Regions from separate parts of the Homo sapiens genome. Here region 2 is linked to region 1. A link is a contact called in ENCODE Hi-C or POLR2A ChIA-PET data. All regions are on one chromosome and are shown on one strand. Each heading gives the region's core, a stretch centred on a gene start or an enhancer-like site at or near the end of the contact. The rest is flanking DNA. Distances are from core to core; before and after follow the strand shown. Region 1 holds the start of TRABD (TraB domain containing). Region 2 holds the start of MAPK12 (mitogen-activated protein kinase 12).

Evidence for each region. Hi-C counts contacts between places; a loop is a spot of excess contacts on that map. ChIA-PET counts read pairs that join two places held with the same protein, here RNA polymerase II (POLR2A). Pooled maps may share reads with other maps.
Region 2: a loop to region 1 is called in a pooled map, with 2.3 times the contacts of the local background. The contact joins the promoter of MAPK12 here to the promoter of TRABD in region 1. A Hi-C loop is called at or near these places in 1 of 168 maps with a recorded cell type or tissue (CD8-positive, alpha-beta T cell), 1 of 37 single-sample maps with no recorded cell type and 6 of 50 pooled maps. POLR2A ChIA-PET finds 5 or more read pairs at or near these places in 13 of 52 experiments (CD4-positive, alpha-beta T cell, CD4-positive, alpha-beta memory T cell, CD8-positive, alpha-beta T cell and 9 more).

The regions. Positions count from the first base shown.
Region 1 is chr22:50,181,979-50,187,372 of GRCh38, reverse strand. TRABD (TraB domain containing) reads right to left here and starts at 1,460. Exons shown (of 10, transcript NM_001320485.2): 1 at 1,397-1,460. RefSeq lists silencers at 712-1,021, 1,288-1,657, 1,928-2,027, 2,218-2,287 and an enhancer at 3,173-3,748.
Region 2 is chr22:50,259,157-50,265,281 of GRCh38, reverse strand. MAPK12 (mitogen-activated protein kinase 12) reads left to right here and starts at 3,599. Exons shown (of 12, transcript NM_002969.6): 1 at 3,599-3,897; 2 at 3,986-4,115. The coding sequence starts at 3,773. It overlaps MAPK11 (mitogen-activated protein kinase 11), which reads left to right. Exons shown (of 12, transcript NM_002751.7): 12 at 255-1,569. The coding sequence ends at 334. RefSeq lists enhancers at 2,482-3,213, 4,783-5,283, 6,008-6,125 and silencers at 3,261-3,310, 3,321-3,630, 3,661-4,030, 4,181-4,360.

The DNA.
Region 1 (5,394 bases), core at 211-2,710:
TTTGGCCACAGGAAACCCCTCCCGGCTTTGGCGGGACCGCTTCACGCAGGTGTGGCAGAGCTGGGAGACGGGAAACACACCTGAGCCAGAGCCCGAGGCCTCCTTGCCAGCACACCTGGCAGCCCCCAACCTCCCAGGACCTGGTCACAGTCAATGCAGAGCCCCCACACTGACCACCATGCAGGGGGCCCCACAGGCTCCTGCCACCCACCCACCCTGCCAGGCCCCCTCCTCGGACCCCACAGCATCAGGGCCTCCGGCGAGGCTGGCCAGCATCCCCACCAGTCACACTGCAAGGGCGGCGGCAGCAAGCGGGGAGCAGAGACACACAGCGCAGTGAGCCTGGCGGCCTGCACGGCCTCTTCAGGGACCTGAAAGCTAGGAGGCTTCCATCTGGAGGCTACCGAGGCTGCGGGAGTCCCCGCAGGGAGCTTAGCACCTCCACAAGTTCCTGGTTGTTTCTGGGACGCTAGTGCCCAGACAGCTCCCACTCCATCTTTCTTGTAAGAGTTTTGACAAAGACACACGGCAGCTTCATGATAGCTCAGTTAAAAAGACCTTTTAAGTTTGGGCTGCGCACAGCGGGGGACGATCTGGCGTCCACTTCGCCCATATGGGAACCCCGCTCTGCTCCAATTGAAGGGCAAAGGCACCTACAGAAGAGCGAAGCCCCAGGTTTCAGCGGGGCCGGAGGGGACAACGGGGGTCCGGGGCCTCCCGCTCGGCCTCCCCCAGCACCCCCAGAGACCCGCAGGCCTGGGCCGCCTTCCTCCACTCTCACCTCGGCCGGCTCCACCGCAGGCGGCAGGCGGGGGTGGCTGGGGCCCTCCCGACCCGCGAGGACCCTGGGACTCGAGGTCCGACCCGCGCCTTCCCGCGAGGCCGCCGCTGACCCTCCCCGCCCCAGCCCTGGGGGGCTCCGCTCCTCGGCAGCGCCGCTCCCGGCAGCGGTGGCAGGGGACGCGCGGGGCCTGCTCCCGCCCCAAACCTGACCCGGGCCTGACCCCCACGACCTGCTCCCCCGGCTCCAAAACCTGACCCGGGCCTGGCCCCCCCAACGACCTGCCACCCCGGCCCCCAAACCTGACCCGGGCCCGGCCCCCAACGACCCTGGTCTACCAGCCCCAAACCCTGAATCTGACCCTGGCCTGACCCCCACGACCTGCTCCCCCGGCCCCAAAACCTGAACCTGATCCGGGCCTGACCCCCACGACCTGCTACCCCGGCCCCAAAACCTGACCCGGGCCTGACCCCCCCCGCCCCCGGCCCCCACCCCCCGACTCGGGCTCGCTCCCCCCGCCCCCCACAGTCACCCCGCGGCCCTGACCCGGGCCCGCCCCCCGCTCGGTGCTGGGCCCCGTCCTCACGCACGCGCCGTCCGCGCCGCGCGGCGTACCGAGGCGAGGCAGCGGCGCTCCTCAGCCGGCCTCCATGCGGCGCGGGCCCTCAACGGACGGGGCGGGCTGGGGCCGCGGGGCGGGGCGGGGCGGACGGGCCGAGGGCGCCGGCGGCCGCGTGGCATGCCGGGAAGTGTAGTCCCACGCGCCTCCTGCTTGGCCCCGGCCCGCAACTTCGGACTACACTTCCCAGGGGGTAGCGCGCGGGGCCCCCGCCCCCCCCCCCCCCCCCGGCGCTCCCGGGTCCTAAGGAACATCGGCGCGCACTCAGGAGGGAGGGTTCGAGTCCCGCCGCGGTCACGGCCTTGCGAGGCGCGCCCACGTTCTCTGGTCGCAGCTCCCAAGCTGTGAAATGGGGACAATGCTCGCACGGCGTCCACAGGATGGTTTTCAGTCGAATGATATTGAAATGTAACTGTTCTGTGAGCCGTCAGTCCCGCACGAAAGGGACAGCCGATAGTGGGACGCGAGGAGCCGAGAACACGGGATCAGGGAACGCGCTGCCATGGCCTCGGCCTGGCCCCCTTCCCTCTGGGGATCGGCCTAGTCCGTCCTCCGGGGGTCGGCCCAGAGCGGTCCCCGACCCGGGACTCATGCCTCAGCGGGACCTCGGCCTTGCCGCAGGTTGGGGCACCCCGGGAAGGTCGGGCCCCAGGGGCCCCGCGGCCAGCCTAGCGGACGGAGAACCGGGACCAGGTGGGAGTCTTAGGGCGGGCCGACCCCCGGCCTCACGGACCCGGACGCTCAGTCACTTCCGATCGTCCGGAGGCCTCCAGGGGGACCCGGCTGGCCGCAGCCACGCCGACGCTAGACTCTCGCTGTGCGTGTTCGGCCCCGAGGGCAGGGGGAGACGGCCAGGCCCCACCCGCCGCGCCCGTCCTGCCCGGGCGCCCGGCCCCCTCGCTGTACCCAGCCTCTACCGGGGCGGCCGGGACCCGGCGGCCAAGTTGCTGCGCGCTGCGGGCACCGGCGCGGACGGGGGCCCGGGCGCTTCGCCGCCGCATGCAGACGACTCGCTGCCCGCAAGCTGCTGCGCCGTCCGCCTGCCCCGCTCTCCTGCAATGGTCCGGCCGCGCATCCCGGGCCCACGACTTCCTTCCTCCTCCACGACCCCGGGTTCTTGGCTGACCTGGCGCTGGCGCTGGGCTTAGTGCAGGCGTGGGCCTGGCAATGGTTTGCCTGCGGGCTGCATGCGCGGACCCCACAGCCAGCTCCCCGAAGCTCTGCGCCCACCTCTACGGCCCTGCCCCAGCCAAAGGATCAGGTTCTTGGAGCGGGGCCTGCCCTGGGGCCAGGACTCCAGTCACCGGGGGAGGGCTGCTGTGTCTTCCTGCCAGGCACTGATGAGTTAGTTGGGGAAAGGGGCCAGGTGGGGCCAGCTGGGGAACCATTTAGAAGAGGGAGGAGGGCGCACCTCTCTACTCGAGTGCCCTAGGACTAGCTCCTCTCTGGAGCCACGGGGAGGACCTCAGTGAGGGCTGCCCCACGCAGGAACCTTCAGCGAGCCTGGAAGGCTGACCCAGCAGGCCTGGGGTTGGGGGAGTCCAACGCAGCGCCCAGGCTTGGTCTGGGTCTGCCTGAGGCCGTCCACCAGGACTCCGTGCTGGGGAGCCTGCTTCCTTCCAGGCTCCAGGAAGGGAGGCCCCGGCCCCAGCCCCAGGTTCTGAGGAGCTGCCCCGGCTCGGGTGGCCTGCAGGGGTCCCCTCAGGTCCCTGGTCCTGAGTCTGCAGGTGGTCCTCCCGGGGTGGGGCGGATGGGTGAAAATGCCTGTCCACACGGCAGCAGGCTGGGCTGGCTGCCCACTGAGCATTCTTACACAAGAGGCCCCGCCCCCTCCTACAGCTTCCTGGTCCCCAAATGGCCAGGCCTGGCCTTAGAGAGGCCTCTGTCCTCCTTGGTGAAGGACACTCACTTTGGGCCCTAGGGCCTCTGGTTCACATCCTCTCCATTGATTCTCATTGTTCGCTGCCTTTGTGGTCATTCTGCCTTTCCGACCATCTCGGCCACATCCTCACAGGAGGGCAGCGGGTGGCAGTCGCCCCGGCTCCACCTCACCCATTTCTCAGTGCTGGGCTGGTGTGGAGGGAAGATCCCTGGCCTGGGGGCTGGAGGCCTGGGTTCTCAGTCTTGGCCATCTGGGATGGGTGCAAGGTCCTCCTGGAGCCCCTCCTTCTCCATGAGAGGGACGGTTCTATCCACCTGCCAGGCCTGCTTATGCTCAGGGAGGGGGAGGGGCAGGAGGGGGCACTATTTCAAACCAACGCTGGCCCCCGGGCTGCAGAACGACCCTCTGACTCACCTGGGCAAGGTGGCCAGTTGGGGAGGGGAGAGTGTCCGAGATCCCAGCCCCCGGTGGGCAGCAGACAGTGGAGAAGCAGAACTGCCCTCCGATCCGGCTGGGGTCCCCTGCAGGGCTGCACTAGGCTGTGAGGGGCGAGAAGCAGAAAAGGGGGAGATTGAGTCCTCAGGGAGCGTGCTGGGGAAACTGAGGCAGGACCTCAGCCGCAGGCCCTGGGCCACCACCCACATCTCAGGCTGGGCTTGTCTTCTAAAGTTCTGCTCCCAAGCCTGCTTTTCTCTGGGCAGGCTCTGTCCCTTCTGCCGTGGGGGGCAGGCGGGGTTGCCTTGGGAAGAGGGTCAGGTGGAGGTGGAGGACGTGCACCTGGGGTGCCAGAGCTTTTGAGGCCCTGACGCCGGGGGGCTGGCCATGTGGATGCCCTGTTCCTGGAGCAGCCAGAGGAGGGTTTCTGGAGGTGCCCTGGGGGGAGTGAGGAGGAGTCCTAGGGAGGGTGGGGGCTCTCAGGAACAGAAACAAACTGTGTGAAGCCATTTGTGCTGGGAGGGACCGTCTTGGTCCCCGGCTGGCTTTGTCCTCAAGGGGTGGACCTTGAGGAAGGGCCAAGTCCCATTCGGAGCAGAGTGACAGATCCCACAGAAGCAGGCGTTGGGGCAAGGGGAGGGAGGGAGCCCTATGGGGGAAGGCGGTTGGGGCCGGTTCAGCCCTGACCCAGTGCCAAGGGTGAGCGCCACCCTTTCAGGCCTCTGCCCGCCTGCCTCTAGGAACGTGGCACAGCTGGCAAGGACACAGCCAGAGGAACAGGTCTGGGGATAAGGTGGTGATGTTACCTGGGAGAGGTGGGAGCCAGCGTCTCACTGTAGGACGGACACCAGCTCCCCAGCACGGGCCGCGCAGAGGGAGGGCCAGCTCCAGCACAGGGCAGGGTGCTCACTTGAGGCATGAACCTCTTTCCAGACAGGAGTTGGTTTCATACCTCCTGCCAGGCTGAGGCGCACAGGCGGGGGATGGGCAGTGTGGCTGCTGCCCATGGCCCTGGTCACATTGAAGTCTCCAGGTGGCTCCACCTGAGGCCTCCTGTGTCCCCCGGCTCAGCTCAAGCCCCACCTCGGCCTAGACGTTTTCTGGGCAGCGACAGCTCCTCTCACAAGCTGGGAGGCAGGGCCTGCGGGACTCAGCACCACGCAGACCGGCTGCCCCCAAGGACTACTGGACGTCTCCCTACCTGAGCCGAGCCATGCGGGATGCCGGGTGGCTGCTGGGGCAGGGAGGACAGGTGCAGGTGGGCGGGGTGCATGTGTGAGGGTGAGGAGGGTCCCCAGCCCCAGCTGGCGAGCAGCAAGGACGCCCATGGCAAACGCTACCTCTGGAGGCCGCCATCCCTCGGGTCTCCTCAGCTGCCATGTCCTGCCCACCCTCACCACTGAGCTGGTCTGTGGGTGCAGCACCAAGGTGATGCTGTCAAGGCCCAGGGCTCAGCCCTCCCTGCACAACCAGGCTGGCCTGGGCCGGGATCTGTGACACCGGGTCCCTCTCCTGGACGTGGGAATGCTGGGCACATGGGCATGCAGGCTGGGGAGGTGTCCTGACTTAGGTGAGCGTGAAGAACTGCTACTTTCTTTTTTTTTTTTTTGAGACGGAGTCTCGCTGTCGCCCATGCTGCTGGAGTAGAGTGGTGTGATCTCGGCTCACTGCAACCTC
Region 2 (6,125 bases), core at 2,350-4,849, 76 kb before region 1:
CGGGCTCCATTTCCCCAGAGGCAGGAAATGCCCCAGTTCCTCTCCAGACTGGTCAGGTGTGGAAGGGCGTTCAGGTGTCCAGCACAGGCTGGGAGCGGGGCGGAGGAGTGACACAGGGCAGGTTCTGGCTCCCAGACTGTGCTGAGGCTGCTGTCACAGGGTGGTGGGCCTGGGCTGGGTGGCAGGTGCCAGACAAGCAGGTGAGGGGCCGGGCTGTGGGAGGCACAAGCTCACCCTTTCCCTTCACCTCCTAGAGCTCACTTACCAGGAAGTCCTCAGCTTCAAGCCCCCAGAGCCACCGAAGCCACCTGGCAGCCTGGAGATTGAGCAGTGAGGTGCTGCCCAGCAGCCCCTGAGAGCCTGTGGAGGGGCTTGGGCCTGCACCCTTCCACAGCTGGCCTGGTTTCCTCGAGAGGCACCTCCCACACTCCTATGGTCACAGACTTCTGGCCTAGGACCCCTCGCCTTCAGGAGAATCTACACGCATGTATGCATGCACAAACATGTGTGTACATGTGCTTGCCATGTGTAGGAGTCTGGGCACAAGTGTCCCTGGGCCTACCTTGGTCCTCCTGTCCTCTTCTGGCTACTGCACTCTCCACTGGGACCTGACTGTGGGGTCCTAGATGCCAAAGGGGTTCCCCTGCGGAGTTCCCCTGTCTGTCCCAGGCCGACCCAAGGGAGTGTCAGCCTTGGGCTCTCTTCTGTCCCAGGGCTTTCTGGAGGACGCGCTGGGGCCGGGACCCCGGGAGACTCAAAGGGAGAGGTCTCAGTGGTTAGAGCTGCTCAGCCTGGAGGTAGGGGGCTGTCTTGGTCACTGCTGAGACCCACAGGTCTAAGAGGAGAGGCAGAGCCAGTGTGCCACCAGGCTGGGCAGGGACAACCACCAGGTGTCAAATGAGAAAAGCTGCCTGGAGTCTTGTGTTCACCCGTGGGTGTGTGTGGGCACGTGTGGATGAGCGTGCACTCCCCGTGTTCATATGTCAGGGCACATGTGATGTGGTGCGTGTGAATCTGTGGGCGCCCAAGGCCAGCAGCCATATCTGGCAAGAAGCTGGAGCCGGGGTGGGTGTGCTGTTGCCTTCCCTCTCCTCGGTTCCTGATGCCTTGAGGGGTGTTTCAGACTGGCGGCTCCAGTGGGCCAAAGGGCAACCACATGAGCATGGGCAGGGGCTTTCTCCTTGGATGTGGGACCCACAGCAGCTTCCTGAGGCTGGGGGTGGGTGGGTGGGTGGTTTGGCCTTGAGGACGCTAGGGCAGGCAGCACACCTGGATGTGGACTTGGACTCGGACACTTCTGCCCTGCACCCTGGCCCGCTCTCTACCTCTGCCCACCGTTGTGGCCCTGCAGCCGGAGATCTGAGGTGCTCTGGTCTGTGGGTCAGTCCTCTTTCCTTGTCCCAGGATGGAGCTGATCCAGTAACCTCGGAGACGGGACCCTGCCCAGAGCTGAGTTGGGGGTGTGGCTCTGCCCTGGAAAGGGGGTGACCTCTTGCCTCGAGGGGCCCAGGGAAGCCTGGGTGTCAAGTGCCTGCACCAGGGGTGCACAATAAAGGGGGTTCTCTCTCACTTGGCTTGTATCCAAAGGCTACTCCAGGCCCGGGTGCCCCCACCATCCCTGCTGCTGGGCGTGGGGGGAGTGTCTGGGTCATCCTGCATCACTCACCTCCAGCTGGCCAGATCCCTCAGGCCCCCAGTCAGACCAGCGGCCATCTTCTGGCACCCTCCCTGCTCCCTGGAGGGTCTGAGAGCCCAGGGGGACCAGGGGAAGACATGGCTGATGGGCAGACTTTGAGGGCACAGGGTGTGACAGCCACCCAGATGGTGACCCCAGCTGCCCTGTGGGGATGTACTGGGCAGGCTTGGCTTTGGGCCAAGATCCAGACACCACCCCCGCCTACCCCTCAGTGTTCAGGGAAGCTGGCTGGGGAGAAGTTGGGTGTCTCAAGGAGCAAGGGTCTGCCCATCCCTGGGTGGGGGCTGGGCAGGGTAGGGAAAATAGCTTTCCTTTCCCTCCTGGTGAAGGAAAAAGAGGCCACTTTAACCCAGGGAATGTGCACGCTGGTCCCGTTCCCACTACGCGCTGCAGCTTATGTGTGGGGGAGGGTCCAGGCCATTTGGGGTCAGGCAGTGTCTCTAAGGACCAGGGACAGTCTGTGCCCTTGCTTGGGTCTTGGGTAGGGGTGGAAACCGTCTGGGAGTTGGGGGCCTCCTGGGGCCTGGTCAGTGTAGTGGTCAATCCCGGGGGAAGTCCAGTGTTGGCGGTTGGGGGTGGGAGGAGAATGGTGACACAGCCCCACCTCAGAAGCCTGGTCCGTGCAGGGCCTGCTGGACCCCTGAGCCCCACCACGGGGAGTAAGGGGGACAGCGTGGAAGCTGGGCTTCCTGGAAGAGGTGGATGGAGTGCCACAGGCAGCCCAGGGCACAAAGGGTATGGGCCACAGGCAGCTGTGGTTTGGGTGGCCCTGGGCTGCCCCGCTCACTGGTCACGAGCTGGTGAATGCCGTGGAGCACGGCCCAAGCCCAGGTGTAAAGCTACTACCACCCTTGAGCGGCTGAGCTGCTGATTCATGGCAGGAGGGCGGGGCAGAAGGCCCTAGGGATCCTGTTACCCACCAGCCCAGTGGGCTCCTGGGGTGCCCCAACATCCCTTCTGAGATCCAGGTTCCTGGGCTGGTGAAGGGGTGTCAGGGTGGGGCTTTGCCCTCAGGAGCATCTGGTCCAGGATGGGGCCAGACCTATGGGAGGACAATGCCCACACAGAGGGGTCAGGCGGAGGGCCCCAGCAGGTCCCCATCCCTGCTGGAGAGAGTGCAGCCACTCTCAGCCTGGGTTTTGCAGGACAGGACAGGCAGGGGTGGGATGGGCAGAGACACCAGTACTTGCAATGCTTGGAGCAGGCACCCCACAGATGGGGGGAGCAGGGGGAGGAGCTGGGGGTCCAAAAGGGCCCACGGGGACCTATGGGACTGAGAGGCCCGGGGTCAGTGGCCACAGGAGTGGGGTTGGGGATGCAGCCTGAGGAGTTTGGGGGACAGACCCCTCCGTGTAGAAAGAGGGATACAGGCAGGACAGGTGCAGATGGACCCCTTGTTGGGGGACGGATGGATCAGGCTCAGTGGTAGGGCATCCTTGGGGGTGGCCTGCGAAGTTGACCCCGGGAACACAGGGCTCAGCCCGACTTGCGGCTGCCATAGAAGTCAGCGCTCAGGCTGTCAAGGATGGGCCCTGCGCCCTGGAGCCGTGGGGAGTTAGGACTGGAGCGGGCGGGGGGGGGGGGGGGGGGCTCCTGCTGAGACCCCCCCAGGGCGGGGAAGTTCAGCCAAAGGGGAGAGGCTGGCAGAGGTATCTCCGCGCCGCGTCCGGCCCTTTATGGGGACGAAGCTGCGGGGCGGCGCTCCCCTCCCCCTGCGCTTCCCCCCAGGCTCCGGCCCTCCCCAGGCTCCGGCCCTCCCCCGGCGGCGGCCGCCTCGGGTTTCCGGAGGGGCCGGAGGGCGGGCGAGGGCGTCACGTGCGCGCCGCCCGCGGGCCGGTTGGTCCCCGGGCGGGGGAGGGGCCGTGCGCAGCCTGGGTCGGGGTCGGGCCGGGGTCGGCACCTGGGACATCCCTGAGGGAAGGGCCGGGAGCGGGAGCGCCCCAGCGGCCGGCGGGCGGGCGGGCGAGCGGACGAGCGGCGCGGAGCCGGCCCGAGGCGCGCGCCGAGGGAGCCCCGTCCCCGGTCGTGGGGGCACCGCCCGCAGGCTCTGCGGGGTGGGCAGCTCCCGGGCCTGCCATGAGCTCTCCGCCGCCCGCCCGCAGTGGCTTTTACCGCCAGGAGGTGACCAAGACGGCCTGGGAGGTGCGCGCCGTGTACCGGGACCTGCAGCCCGTGGGCTCGGGCGCCTACGGCGCGGTGTGGTGAGCGCGGGCCGGGCGGGGCGGCCGGCGGGGCGGGCGGGGCCTGCGCGGGGTGCCCGGCCTTCCCGCTAAGCGGTCCGCCCCGCAGCTCGGCCGTGGACGGCCGCACCGGCGCTAAGGTGGCCATCAAGAAGCTGTATCGGCCTTTCCAGTCCGAGCTGTTCGCCAAGCGCGCCTACCGCGAGCTGCGCCTGCTCAAGCACATGCGCCACGAGAACGTGAGTCGCGCGGCCCCGCTCCGGGAAGGCGCCGCGGCCTCGGCTTGGTTCAGCTGGGCTGGGTTCCCCCACCCGGCAACCCCTCCTCCAGGCAGCCTGCTGTGGGGCCGGGCGGGGGTCGGGCCGTGGGTCCCCAGGGGAGAAGGAGAGCAAGGCCTGTCTCTCCTTGGGAGACGACTCCCCCAAGGGCCGTTCCCCATCCTCCGCCAGCCCCGGGAAGGACTCAGCCCCTTGACTCGGCGCCTCAGCCAGGCCCTGGTCAGGGAACACGACTTGGCCAGGCCCAGGGGATCCTCCAGGTCTCACGCCAAGCCTTGCCCCCAGCCAGGAAGCCCGCGGTGAGAGCATGCTCCCGGCGGGAGGATTTTCCTGGAAGGGGCACCTTCCCTCTTCCCCATCCCCTTTCCAGCCCCTCTGTGGAGCCCACTCTGCTGCTGTCCATCTCCCGAGTCTTCCGACCCGGTGGTGGAGGGGGAGGAGGGGGGCGCCAGAACGCAGGGAGTGTGTTGAACCCTCAGGAGCCCCTGGGGGTGAAGGGTTTAGGGAGCTGCTGTTTGAGGAGCACTGGGCGTGGTGGCCGCCTCACAGACACCCTCCTGTGCGTTGTGGGGGCCCATCCTTTCCAGTCCTTCCAGTGAGATGCCACGTACAGCTGCCCTGGGCCTCTCCCATGGCGGTGGCTGGCTGCTAAGAACCCGATCTCTCTGCCAGGGGTGCTCTGGTTTCTGGATACAGTCCCACTTGTCCACTGCCCCCCACGTCACTCCTGCCCTCCCCCTGGTCTGGGCCCAGCCTGAGGGCTGGTGGTCTGGGCACCCGGACCCTACCTACAGGGTGAGATGCTCTGGACCCTCCTGGGTCATCTGAGCCACCGGTGCCTTGGGAGAACGAGTCCCTGCGTCCACCAGCAAAGTGCCCCGTCCACCAGCAAAGTGCCCCGTCCCCCGGTTCCTGGCCACCGCTACTCCCTCAGCCCCTTGGATGGGTCTTTTTCTCTGAGGCTTCCCATGCCCACCCTGACCCCCAGCTCACTACCCTGGGCCCTGTGAAATCCATTTGCAGTGGACACCAGCCCTGCCCGCACCTCGACACCCCGTCACACCCAGCCCTGCCCCCACTTCGCCGGCACCGCACCCCCCCACCACCCGCCCATCACACCAAGGCCTTGCCCCAGGACTGCAGCCTTCCCCACGGCCCCCTGCTCCCACCCACCCACTCACCCACCCGTGCCTTGCCCCATCCAGCCAAGCGCTCTGGGGCTTTTTTTCTTTTTTTTTCTTTTGAGACCGAGTTTCGCTCTTGTTGCCCAGGCTGGAGTGCAATGGCACGATCTCAGCTCACTGCAACCTTCGCGTCCTGGGTTCAGGCGATTCTCCTGCTTCAGCCTCCTCAGTAGCTGGGATTACAGGCGCGCGCCACCACGCCTGGCTAATTTTTTGTATTTTTAGTTGAGATGAGGTTTCACTATGTTGGGCAGACTGGTCTCGAACCCCTGACCTCAAGTGATCTGCTCGCCTCGGCTTCCCAAAGTGCTGGGGTTACAGGCGTGAGCCACCGCGCCGGGCTCCACCGGGGCTTTTCTTTAGCCACCGCCCCGCTGTGCTGGGATCTCCGCTGTGCCTGTGGGCCCACCCCCTGGGCTCCTGGCCTGCAGCTGAGGCTCTTTCCCTGGAACCCCATCTTCCTGGGAGACTGAAGCTCTGTGAGGCCACGTGCCTTGCTCAGCGGGGGAGGAGGCTCTGCCACAGGCCTCAGTCCTGCCAGGCCGCCTCCCTCTCCAGGCCAGCCCCCATACCACAGAGGCCAGGCCAAGTCCTGTGGCCCCTAGCCCACAGGACCCTGCTCTCCGTCTTCTGCTAAAGCACTCTCCCGGGCACCCTCCAGCTCTCATGTCCACAGTCCCCGCTGCCCCCTGGACACCCCCTCTGTTCCCTCTCCTCCTCCCTCCACATTCTTGCCCATGGCTCTGGCCCACGTGGCTCCGGCGGAGCTGTCCTTCCAGCTTGTGTC